Regions from separate parts of the Homo sapiens genome. Here regions 1 and 2 are each linked to region 3. A link is a contact called in ENCODE Hi-C data. All regions are on one chromosome and are shown on one strand. The core of a region is the stretch at or near the end of the contact, and the rest is flanking DNA. Distances in the headings are between cores, read along the strand shown. Region 1 overlaps LOC107986384 (a long non-coding RNA gene). Region 2 holds the start of ATG10 (autophagy related 10). Region 3 holds the start of RASA1 (RAS p21 protein activator 1).

Evidence for each region. A loop is a pair of places that touch in the nucleus more often than their neighbours do. Pooled maps may share reads with other maps.
Region 1: a loop to region 3 is called in a pooled map, with 1.8 times the contacts of the local background. The contact joins the enhancer-like site here to the promoter of RASA1 in region 3. A Hi-C loop is called at or near these places in 2 of 50 pooled maps.
Region 2: a loop to region 3 is called in a pooled map, with 10 times the contacts of the local background. The contact joins the promoter of ATG10 here to the promoter of RASA1 in region 3. A Hi-C loop is called at or near these places in 7 of 50 pooled maps.

What each region holds. Positions count from the first base shown.
Region 1 is chr5:81,767,475-81,771,173 of GRCh38, forward strand. LOC107986384 (a long non-coding RNA gene) reads right to left here. Exons shown (of 3, transcript XR_001742518.1): 3 at 1,688-2,189. Among named protein-coding and RNA genes, the nearest start is that of SSBP2, 18 kb to the left of the region's middle. Within about 2 kb of position 1,782, at least 4 of the 41 ENCODE cell types and tissues checked have a DNase peak (open chromatin) inside an H3K27ac peak, as active enhancers do.
Region 2 is chr5:81,969,950-81,973,600 of GRCh38, forward strand. ATG10 (autophagy related 10) reads left to right here and starts at 2,074. Exons shown (of 8, transcript NM_031482.5): 1 at 2,074-2,357. RefSeq lists enhancers at 1,607-2,164, 2,165-2,720 and silencers at 1,735-2,064, 2,235-2,474.
Region 3 is chr5:87,265,269-87,269,132 of GRCh38, forward strand. RASA1 (RAS p21 protein activator 1) reads left to right here and starts at 2,615. Exons shown (of 25, transcript NM_002890.3): 1 at 2,615-3,722. The coding sequence starts at 3,184. RefSeq lists enhancers at 2,344-2,638, 2,692-3,579, 3,337-3,386 and silencers at 2,387-2,636, 2,977-3,156.

The sequences.
Region 1 (3,699 bases), core at 532-3,031, 5.5 Mb before region 3:
GGAACATTATAATTGAGTTATGAAACAACTAAATAAAAATAGAATACCTGACAGAGAGCTGCTTTACATGACGTTTCTACATGAGAATAAACAATGCGTTCTTTGTAGAGCTTAAAAAAAAACAGGTTAGCTTTATTCTAGAAACTACAGTCTCTCGTTGTAACTAGACTAGTGCTTGTATTTGTTGACATCCTGATTTATAAAAACCTGAACAAGTTCAGTTTCAATAATTCTTTTTGTTCAAGGAACACAAGAGAAGGGGGAAAAAGATTGATGTCTGCCCCTAAAAAATGGCATATGCAAAAGATTTAGAATTCTCTTTGTTCAACTCTGGGTCAGATTTCATGAAAAAGCGATTAAAATTCCTTTTGCTCCCATTCTTCATGCATGTATGGAGGTTTGTGTTCCTAATGAGCACCAAGAAGCTTCCTCGCACAGAACTTTGTCTTTGAAAGATAAAATAACCTGTTTCCCTCAACTCTTCTCCATCTTGTTTCTCTGTTATTGACACCCCCTCCTCAACCACAACAAAGAATGTGTGCTAATTGATTCACTGTTGAAAAATTCAATTTAATGCCTAGAATTGGTGGCATGTGCTAAGTAATCAAAGTTGGACCTGAAGCAGGGGAATAAAGGGGACTGGGTTCTGTTACCATTTTTTAACACTGAATCACTATGGGGAGGTAAAAGCAAGAGTAATTGTTTTCAAGAAATGGCAAACAAGTGGTTCACCATACGTTCAGATTAATGAATTTGGTGTCGTAATATGCTTTGAGACTCTTTGTTTAGAAAGAAAGATAACAAATGAAAGTGGTAATATATAAATAAAACTATTTGGAAAGAGTCCCATGTAAGCCATGCTTTTTCATAAAATGTTAGTGTCTTTACATCAAATGATAAAAGTAAAAAAAAAAAACAAAGGAATATTCAAAGTACAGGTTCTAGTAAGGAAAAGCAACCAGATGAGTTAAAGAAAATCTCTCTATTTGTGTTATTTACACAGAAACTCCCCTTCTCCAAGTAGCCCCTTATCCTAAATGCATGTGATTCTTATAATGCAGTACCCCCCTTATCCATGTTTGCCTGTGTAATTCACTTTCCTACTATCATCCATGGCTTGTATCACTAGAGTAACAAACAATTATGATTATTTTTAAATTATTATTATTATTATTATTATTATTTTGAGACAGGATCTCACTCCGGTGCCTAGATTGGAGTGCAGTGGTGCAAACACGGCTCACTGCAGCCTTGACCTTCTGGGCTCAAGTGATCCTCCCACCTCAGCCTCCCGAGTAGCTGGGATTACAGACTTGTGCCACCATGCCTGGCTAATTTTTGTATTTTCTGTAGAGATAGGGTCTCACTATGTTGCCCAGGCTGGTCTCAAACTCCTAGCCTCAAGCATTCCTCCTGCCTTGACCTCCCAAAGTGTTGCGATTACAGGCATGAGCCACCACACCCAGCTGAGATTATTTTTTAAATGCTCTTTCAGCATAGCACATTCACTTTTGCTACAGGTTTCATTTTCAAGCAAATATAGCAAGGCATTAAACCTAATTGCTGATTCAGGCTTAGCATACCAAAGTCTTATAGATAAACAATACTTTACAGATTACTCAGAGTCCCTCTTCTCTAAATCAGTTTCTGAACCAAAGAGGATGAATAGGGCTCAAGAATACCCAGAAAGTTGTGAGACGATTTAATAGATTATCCCAGTACTGGAGCTGAGAGGCCAAGAAACAGCCCCATGTTACTGTTGCCTGGTGACATGTTCTGCCCCATCACATGCCATGGATGATGGAGAAATATGGTAACTAACATTTCCTGCCCTTCCTGCTCTTTTTTCTTGCTCTTCTGTGGAATCAATGACTCATTTATGGCATTACAGACACAACAGATGACGTTTCATGCTTTGTCAACAGAGGCATGCCCTTCATTTTTGCCAATGGGAATGTCAAGTAACAGCTAATATCTTTGAACCCAAAGTTGCCAGGAAATGTGAGGGTAAAATTTGCCCCTATTGTACTGTTTCCAAGTCAATCAGACACCACCTGGAGCTCAAATGTGACCATGGCCTACTGTATCCTGATTATCCAGTCTATTACATATCAGAGTTCTTTTTATTTCCCTCTGTCAATCCCATCTTTCTCTTGGCCACTGCACTGCTCCTCCACCTCAGTGAAGATCTAGAAGGAGAAAAAAAGTGAAATTAGTTTATTAATTGTGCTTTATGTTGGGGAAAATTATTTGGATCGAAGCATTTTGCAAAAAAAAGTAGGGTTTGAACGTTATCTGTGGGTTTGCATCTTTATTCCTATTAGAAAACCAAGTTAATTAAGAAATAGGCCCAGCTCGGTGGTTCACGCCTGTAATCCCAGGACTTTGGGAGGCTGAGGCAGAAGGATGACTTGAGGCCAGGAGTTCGAGACCAGCCTGGCCAACATGGCGAAATTCTGTCTCTACTAAAAATACAAAAAGTTAGCCAGCTGTGGTAGTGCGTGCCTGTAATCCCAGCTACTTGGGAGGCTGAAACAGGAGAATCTCTTGAACCTGGAAGGTGGAGGTTGCAGTGAGCCGAGATCACACCACTGCACTGCACTCCAACCTGGGGGACAGAGTGAGACCCTGTACCGAATAATAATAATAATAATGGTACTTTTAGATGTACTCACTCACAAAAGCCTTACTGTTTTCAAAGTCCTTTCAAATAATTATTTATTTTGATCTTCCTAAAATTCCTGTGACATATGTTGAGGTGATATTATTTATTTTTTATTTTAATATCATCATGAATTGTCTCATTTAATAGATGAAAAAACTGAGGACAAAAATGGATGAAGCTTGCTTGGGAATACCTAGCTAACAGTTGTGAAGTTGAGACTAGATACCAGCTCTTCTGACCCATGGTCCTAGATGCTTTCTGCTTGATTGTCTGCCTCTGCTCTCTGGACAGTCGCACAGTTCTTAGCTGGAAGGGTCTTATATACAATTTTCCCCTTCACGACCTTCTAGGTTCCAAAAATGTGGTTGTAGATATTGGAATGCATTGTCCCACTAGAACAATCATGCCTATTATATTCTATAGACCCCTGTGTCCATTCTCAAAAACCTATGATTGATCCACAAGAGTTAAGTAAGTTACTTTAAAACAAAATATGCTTCACAGAGCAATATTCCCTCAAGAAAGTTTCAAGGAAAAAAGTTTCAAGGTCAAATAAGTTTGAGAAACATAGAATATCATATATCCCTCTCAGAGATTTGTAATGTACATTTGCATATTAAAGGCTTTAAGTTTTCTTTAAAGAAAAGAAAACTGCTTAAAATGGTTCCATTGAGAATTCATCAACTTTATTTGACTTTGAAATCTTTTTAGTGAGTAAAACATATTAACACCCCAAACTACAGTTCCCCAAAACACGCTTTGGAAATTGCTGCTATAGAAAAATATGATGTGTGACGATTTAAGATATTAGGAGCACTTCTTCCACTGTGAGATTAAGGGTTACCCTGAAGGTAAGAGGGATGTTGGTGATCATTCCCTTGATATCAGTCAGGGACTAGAATTAGTGATGGGTATTGTTGGGACATACAAAGCAGAACCAGGCATGGAAGGATAAGGAACAGAATGATAAAGGCAAGGAATGATGCCTTGGAACACTGAGACGAGACCAGGAGGACAGGCTGGAGACACATAAA
Region 2 (3,651 bases), core at 824-3,323, 5.3 Mb before region 3:
GAAATATTACTTTAATTTTCTCCCGCCTTTCTTTGTAAAAACTGGCCATAAAGAAATTATCTGATCTACCTTTTTTGACTGTAGGTCCTAAGACCCTCATTGCAGAGAGGGTCCCGCCCTACACCCAGAAGGAAGGAATGCATGCCCAGAGAGTCCAAGAAGAATCTAGACAGACAGGCCTTGCTGGGTTTCCCCACTCAGGCTATTAGCATTAGAGCATACCCTTTTGTCCAATCATATTTCTACATGGCTGTCCATACTTTGTTGGATGTACAAATGAACATTACAATTTCCCCTGTATCTTTGGGTCTTCATTCTGAAGGTTCTCATGTATATATGCTAAATAAACTTGCATGCATTTCCTCCAATTACTCTGTCCTTTGTGAGTAGATTTTTCGGTGAACCTCAGCGATCAGAGAGGAGAGCTACAGGAGCCCTGCTTGAACCTTGAAATGCTATGATGACAGACCGTAGCCTTAAAGCAGTTTATAGTGTTGTAGGGTAAACACATAAACAGGCCAATATCATTCTTTGCCATGAGGGATATGATGAGAGGAAGTACATGGAGGTTAACTGAGTTATTTCTTTTAGTTTCTTTGTTTTTGGCATGTGAATTATGAAACTTTAAAACACCTCCAGTGCAAAAAAAATTTTTTTTAAATTAACATGGTGGTTGGTGCACTGTGTTTCTAAAATATGGAGTACAATGTAAAGCAATGCATTCTTTTTTTAAAAATTTATTGTTATTTTGAAAAATTTTTGTAGAGATGAGGTCTCACTGCCTTGCCCATAGCTGGTCTTGAACTCCTGGGCTAAAGCGATCCTCCTACCTCGGGCTCCCAAAGTGCTGGGATTACAGGCGTGAGCCACTGCGCCCAGCCGCATTCTTGTTTTCATCTGTGAAATACGTTTTTAAGGTAAATACTTAAAGTTGATGGAGACACCTGGTCTACTTAAGCTCTCATTCAGAACACACTGCCTTGTGCTTTTAAAAAAATTAAATGGATAATCTAAATTGGCAGCTACCAATTAATTTATATCCATAGTTGCTAAAAAATGTTAGTGTAAGTTCATTTTTATTAGTCGCATCATTTTGAGTTTTAAACTATTTCACATGCAGTAAAATTTATACCTCTTATGGGTTTTGTCAAACAGTGGTTTAGTCACCAACACAATCACGGTATAGAAGCTCTCAAGCTCCTTTTCAGTCACCCCCTTCCTCCAGCCCTTTGCCCTGGTCGCCACTGATCAGTATTCTCTCCTTTTAAAAACACTTATTATTTGGAAATAATTATAGACACAGGAAATTGCAAAAATACTACAGCACCTAGAGTCCCGTGTACCTATCACCTAGTTTCCTCCAATGGTGACATCTTACACAACTGTAGTACAAGATCAAAAAACTATGTCATGTAGTTTGAAGGCAGGTTTTCCTTTCACTTCTTCGCCTGCATTTTCTCCTTTCATTTCCAACAAATTTAACTCTGTTGTTAGAAGGAGCAGATGCTAGTTTTCTTTCAGATGTCTGCTATTTCAGTTCGATTACCCCTGTTACTCCTACATTTTTTCTAGTCTTTATCCCCATCGTTTCGCCCCAATTTAATTTTGCTGCTAGTTTTTTTTTTTTCTCCTCTGGGATATGTGCCACAGATGGTACTATTGTCAATATTCGAATTCCTAACTTCTCCCTCCATCCGTAAGTTTTCAAGGGGTAGCCGTGCTTGTGCTTAATTGTGGTGTTTACAGGACTTTTTGTAGCGTAAGCATGCTGGCATGGTTCCCCAACCTCTTAGGGGGATGCTAGTAACCCGCTCCCCCGTCAACGAGCCGCCTTTGTGCTCCGCGGAGGGCACCGCCTGCGTTGGGTTGGAGGTGGGGGTTGGCGGGGGAGAGCTGCCCGCCAGGCGAGGGGCGGGGCCTTGGCGGGGGTGGTCGCGGGCGGCGGGGAGGTCTCGCTTCCCTCCTCTCCACCCGCTCCCAGTCCCGGCCTGGGTCTCAGCCCCGCCCTGCCCAGAGCGCGCGGCCGATCACGTCACCGGCCTGCGCTAGGCGGCCCCCACGGCGCGGGAAGGCGCAGTGCGCACGCTCCGACTCGGCCGTGGCGGACCTGACTGAAGGAGGCCGCGGACCTGACTGAAGGAGGCCACGGCCACTTCTGGTTGGCCTCGGGGCGCGCTGGCTCGGCTCTTCCTCCGCCCTCGAGGCCCCCGCAGTCCCATCATTCAGTTCCGTAGGGTCACCGGCGCGGCAGTGGCCTCGCAGGGCGCTGGGTCCCTCTCCCCAGCTCTCCTCCCCCTGGCCCCGTCGCCCCGCCCTCGCCGGGCTGGGCTGCGGGGTCAGGGGCCGAGCGGAGAGGGGTGAGTATTCCCCACAGCCCTTGCCGGTTGTCTCCTCCCGGCTCTGCTTCCCACACGGTCCTTGCCCCACTCCTAGGACAGGGAGGAAGGGCACGCGCGGGTAGGCGGGAAACAGCCCAGTCCTGAACAAAAGGCCGGGGAAGCGGGTCCCCGCCGGTAACTGCAGGCCTGTGCTGGCCGCCGCGAGCGGGGAAGGGCGAGGACACTCCCTCCTCGGGGACCCGGTCCCCGTCGCGCACACGGTGTCACCAGCACACCTGGCCCAGTACCCAAAGCACCCTCGAAGTGGGTAGTAACTACTTTGTGTTTAAAATCCACATACTGATAGCAAATCTTTGGTTGAAACAGTATTAAATTACTGGGGCTTCCAGTGGCTGAGTCCAACTTAATTTGAAGTTTCAGATTAAGTATCAGGAGGAATAACTTGATATTTAGAGCCAACAGGTCTTTCTTTTTTTTTTAAACCTCCCAAAAAACCTATAAAATCAAGAATTGGCGGGGAGGACCGGAGAATGATAAAGGAATAGTTGACTGATTTATAGAAACTTTTAGTGGCGGTAAAAATTACAAAAGTATTGGAAATAAGGCAAAAGGACAGCATGTTTTTTTCAGAGTCAAAATGGAGCCTAACAGGCCCACCTGAAGATGATTTAGATGTCTAGGGGACTATATTTTGTTTGGCATGATGATATTGATTAGGGCCTAGGCTTTGTAGTTAACATCTTTTTCATTAATGGAGATGCAAATTATTTCTGAGTGGGAGAGAAAAAAATACAGTACTCCTAAAGGTTGTAGTTTTAGTGCCTTGTAGGATATTAGCCATTTTTCTTTTCTTTTTTTTGAGACAGAGTCTTGCTCTGTCGCCCAGGCTGGAGTGCAGTGGCACGATCTCGGCTCACTGCAACCTCTGCCTCTCGGGTTAAAGCAATTCTCCTGCCTCAGCCTCCCGAGTTGCTGGGACTACAGGTGCCCGCCACCACGCTCAGCTAATTTTTGTAAGTTTAGTAGAGACGGGGTTTCACCATATTGGCCAGGCTGGTCCGGAACTCCTGATTTTGTGATCCGCCTGCCTCGGCCTCCCAAAGTACTGGGATCACAGGCGTCAGCCACCGCGCCCGGCCAATATTAACCATTTTTCTGTCTAACCTATCAAACTTACCATCCTTTCTTCAGTGTTTATGCTCAGTTCCTGAAATGCTTTTGAGCACACTAAGCCATTCAGCTTGTTCCATTGTGAGTTTAATAAATCTTTGTCACAGGTTCATTTTGAGTCATATTTATAACTTTTGTTATT
Region 3 (3,864 bases), core at 1,365-3,864:
TGTTAACTGGGCAGAAAGTTAAGGTGGGTAGAAAAGAAAGGCAATGGACAAAAATTAAGTAGAAACATTAAATCCTTTTGGAAAAAATGAAAATAAAGATAGACAACGTATTTGAGATTCAGAAAGTACACAAGCAATAGTAAAGATTAGAGCCTAGATCTATCCAATAATAGGAATATATTAAATATCTGAAAATACCTCATAAAAATATGTGGCAATTTCTTTGGAGGAAAAGAACAGGGCTAACTCTAAGGCTAAACAAAAACTAGGTAAGATATTGGTATAAGGCTGATTTACAAATAGACATAGTAGTTATTTCCTACTGGTTAAGAAATTGATTTCCAAAGATGGGAGCTGATCAAATTTGGTATTTGTTAAAAGGATGAAGATCTGTTCAAAGTAGCATACTGAGGTTGCCTAGGACTGGGCTAGGCAGTAGAATAGACCACAGGTTGTATTTGCAGTACAGTTTTGTAGGTACATACACCTAAAAGTCTAGAAAACATTTAATTGAGCATTTGATAGGTGTTAGACTGCATTAAATATTGACCTTTACAAGTGCTAAAGAATTGTCAAAAAGGAGGAGGTAATTCTGCAGTAAGAGTAGTGAGCCTCACCTGGACTCCCAGGCAACATACAGAGGGTGTGTGAACATTTAGAAATCAGTGATAACCAAGAGCCGGTGATAACCTGCCAGTTCAATGTCCTGCATTCAAGGGCTGACAGTGGTGACTGGGACAGGAATGTTGGAGGATTGGGATGCTAACACACTGGAGGTTTTCAAGCACAGGCTATATTAAGATTTGTTGGGATTGTTGCACTTGGTGTTCACACAGCAGACAGTAAGTAGAGTAGGTATTTTGATAGTCTTGTCTAACTGAGGGTCTAAGTTTAAAAGAAAACTGTTCTCAGGGAGGCCACCATAAGTAGTACTTCATTATTAAGTATTATGGAACTACTTCATTCTCATTTCTAGAACAGCACAGAGCTTGGCAACTCAAAACCCGCCTATTTTACCTACCCACCTAATGAATGACATTTATTATTTCTTTCAGAACCGTTTTTAGGTATTGCATACCTCCTTCTTGATTAGTATACTATACATTAATATAGTGGTTCTCAAACTTAAGTGTGCAAACAATCACTTGGAGGGTTTGTTAAAATGGATCGCTGCATATTTTCTGATTCAGAAGGTCTGAGGTGGCATTTCTGAATTCCTAGGATGTTGCGGCCTGAATTCACTTTGAGAACTCTAGCTCCTGTGACTGGTCCATCTTCCTTCTCCCAGGTAGCACACTGCTAAGAGATATGCGTAATGGAGGCCCCAGGACTACTCCTAATCAAGTTGGATTGTTGTCATTGACTAGGTAAATAGGCCTGTGCAAACTTACAAAGGCAATGCATTGCCTGTATCTTGTCACGTCTTTTAGTGGTCTTTTCTCTTTTTCCTGGGTTTCTATCACAGCCACTTGCCATCCTGAGTGTTAGTTTGATCATCCTTAGCACAGAAAATATTGATCTCAAAGATCAATATCCAATGGTATTTAATGTGGGATCACTCCTGGGAGAATTTAACAATATTGTTAATTTCAAACCATGGGAAGCTCCCTCTACATGAATGCATAGTTTGTATACATTTTAGTGTAAAAGACAAAATAACACCCTTCTCCTTAATTGTATTAAAAATGAGTTTTCAGTTTATTGCTACTTTTGAAACGATATATAATTATAACTAGCATTCTGGGACATTCTTGACATTTGACTTGTTGAAGGTGCTTGCATTGTGGATCACGTCCTGCAGTCTTTTGCACACAAACCAGGACAAAAGTGCATTGATTAGTGTTTTCTGTGGCACCTCCTCCTCTTCATCAGTATCCAACAGACTTATAATGGCATAGGTAAGTATATGAGACAGTTGATAAAGAAAAACGTATGCAAATACTGGTAGAAATCTTACTTCATAACCACTATTTCTACTCAAATTCTTCACCCTTCTCATATGGTGCCCTTTATTTCGTTTTGGAGTTTCAGAATCTATTTTAACTGTGTGTGTGTGAGATAGTCATAGTGATTTATAGCATGCAACGAAAAAGAAAACATTAATAGTACTGCCCCGATCTTCAAAGCTACCTGACCCCTGCCCGGTTTCTGCGCTGCTGGTTAAGGCTGTTTTTTCCACTGGTCAGGAAGTACGGAACTAGTTTCTGGGCATTTTCCTTTCCCTTTCCCCCTCCTTCCTCTCCACCGCCTCCTGGTCCCCCTCTGGTCTCTCCGGCTTTAACAGCGCCAAGCACCCGCGTGCTCAGGTACCCTTCCCTCTTCTCCCGCCCATCAAACAAAGCCCCGGGAGACAGGCGCGCGCCGCCGGCCACGCCAACAGGAGATGCGGCCGCGCCGCCACACGCTTGGAACCGGAGGAGGACAGCAAGCGCGACCACGCACCGCGCGTCCCCGCCGCTTCCTTCCCTCTGGACTCTTCCTTTTCCTCCCGGCCCGGCCCCCCGCCCCCGCTCCGGGAACGCGCCTGCGCACAAGCTGCCCTCTCCCTTCTCCGCCCTTCCTTCCCTCCGTCCCTCCTCCCCTGCCCCGCCTTCCTTTCTCTCTCTCCCGTTTCACTCACTGAGAGCTCCAGGTAGTGAGCAGTTCAGTCGATTTCCTCGTTACCCCGCCCCCCTTTCTCTTGCCCCCCCACCCCTCTCATCTGCCTGGTGGAGGATGAAGCGGCTGCAGTGGCCCCAGCCTCAGCAGCGGCACCGGCGGTGGCTGCGGTGTGGGTGGCCGGAACTGGGGTGGTGAAGAAGCGGTGGTGGCGGCTGAAGGAGCGGTAGCAGCCTCAGCCTCTTTCCCTGTGCTTCCTTTCCTCTTTAGTGCAGCGAGGAAGTTTTCGCTTCTGTACATGTGTTTGTGTGCGTGAGTGTGGGTGTGTGCGGTGAGGTTTGGGTGGCGTTTGTGCAGGCGTTGGGTTTTTTGCCCACTTGGCTTCCCGTAACCCAGGCAGCTGGGGAGCCTGGGCTGTGGCCCTAGGAGGGGGCGCGGCGGCGGGCTCTCTCCTTTTGTTGTTGTTTCCTCAGCCTGGGGAGCTGAAGGGGAGACGCGTCTGGGTGGGGCTGCTCGGAGCCCGGGCCTGGTGGCCCCTGGGGCTCCCGGGCGGGCAGGGTAGGGCAGAGTAGAGCGGGCTTCAACATGATGGCGGCCGAGGCCGGCAGTGAGGAGGGCGGCCCGGTAACAGCCGGAGCTGGAGGAGGCGGCGCGGCAGCGGGCTCCAGTGCCTATCCCGCAGTGTGTCGGGTGAAGATACCCGCGGCCCTGCCTGTGGCAGCCGCCCCCTATCCTGGGCTGGTGGAGACCGGAGTGGCTGGAACTCTGGGTGGCGGAGCCGCTTTGGGGTCAGAGTTCCTAGGAGCCGGGTCTGTGGCAGGGGCACTGGGGGGAGCTGGACTGACAGGGGGAGGTACTGCTGCTGGCGTAGCTGGTGCTGCTGCTGGCGTGGCCGGTGCTGCTGTTGCTGGACCTAGTGGAGACATGGCTCTCACCAAACTGCCCACTTCGTTGCTTGCTGAGACTCTCGGGCCAGGCGGCGGTTTTCCCCCTCTGCCCCCTCCCCCTTACCTGCCCCCTTTGGGGGCGGGCCTCGGGACAGTGGACGAAGGTGACTCTCTGGATGGACCAGAATACGAGGAGGAAGAGGTGGCCATACCGTTGACCGCTCCTCCAACTAACCAGTAAGTTAAGACTGCTGTTCAGGAATTTGGGAAGCTGGCTCCAGAAAAGAAGTGGAAATGAAGGGGTAAATCATACTTTGTCCTTTTCATCTGTGGTTTGTTAGGAAAAGTTTTTGAAGTTTCAGGTTTCTTGGGTAGGAAT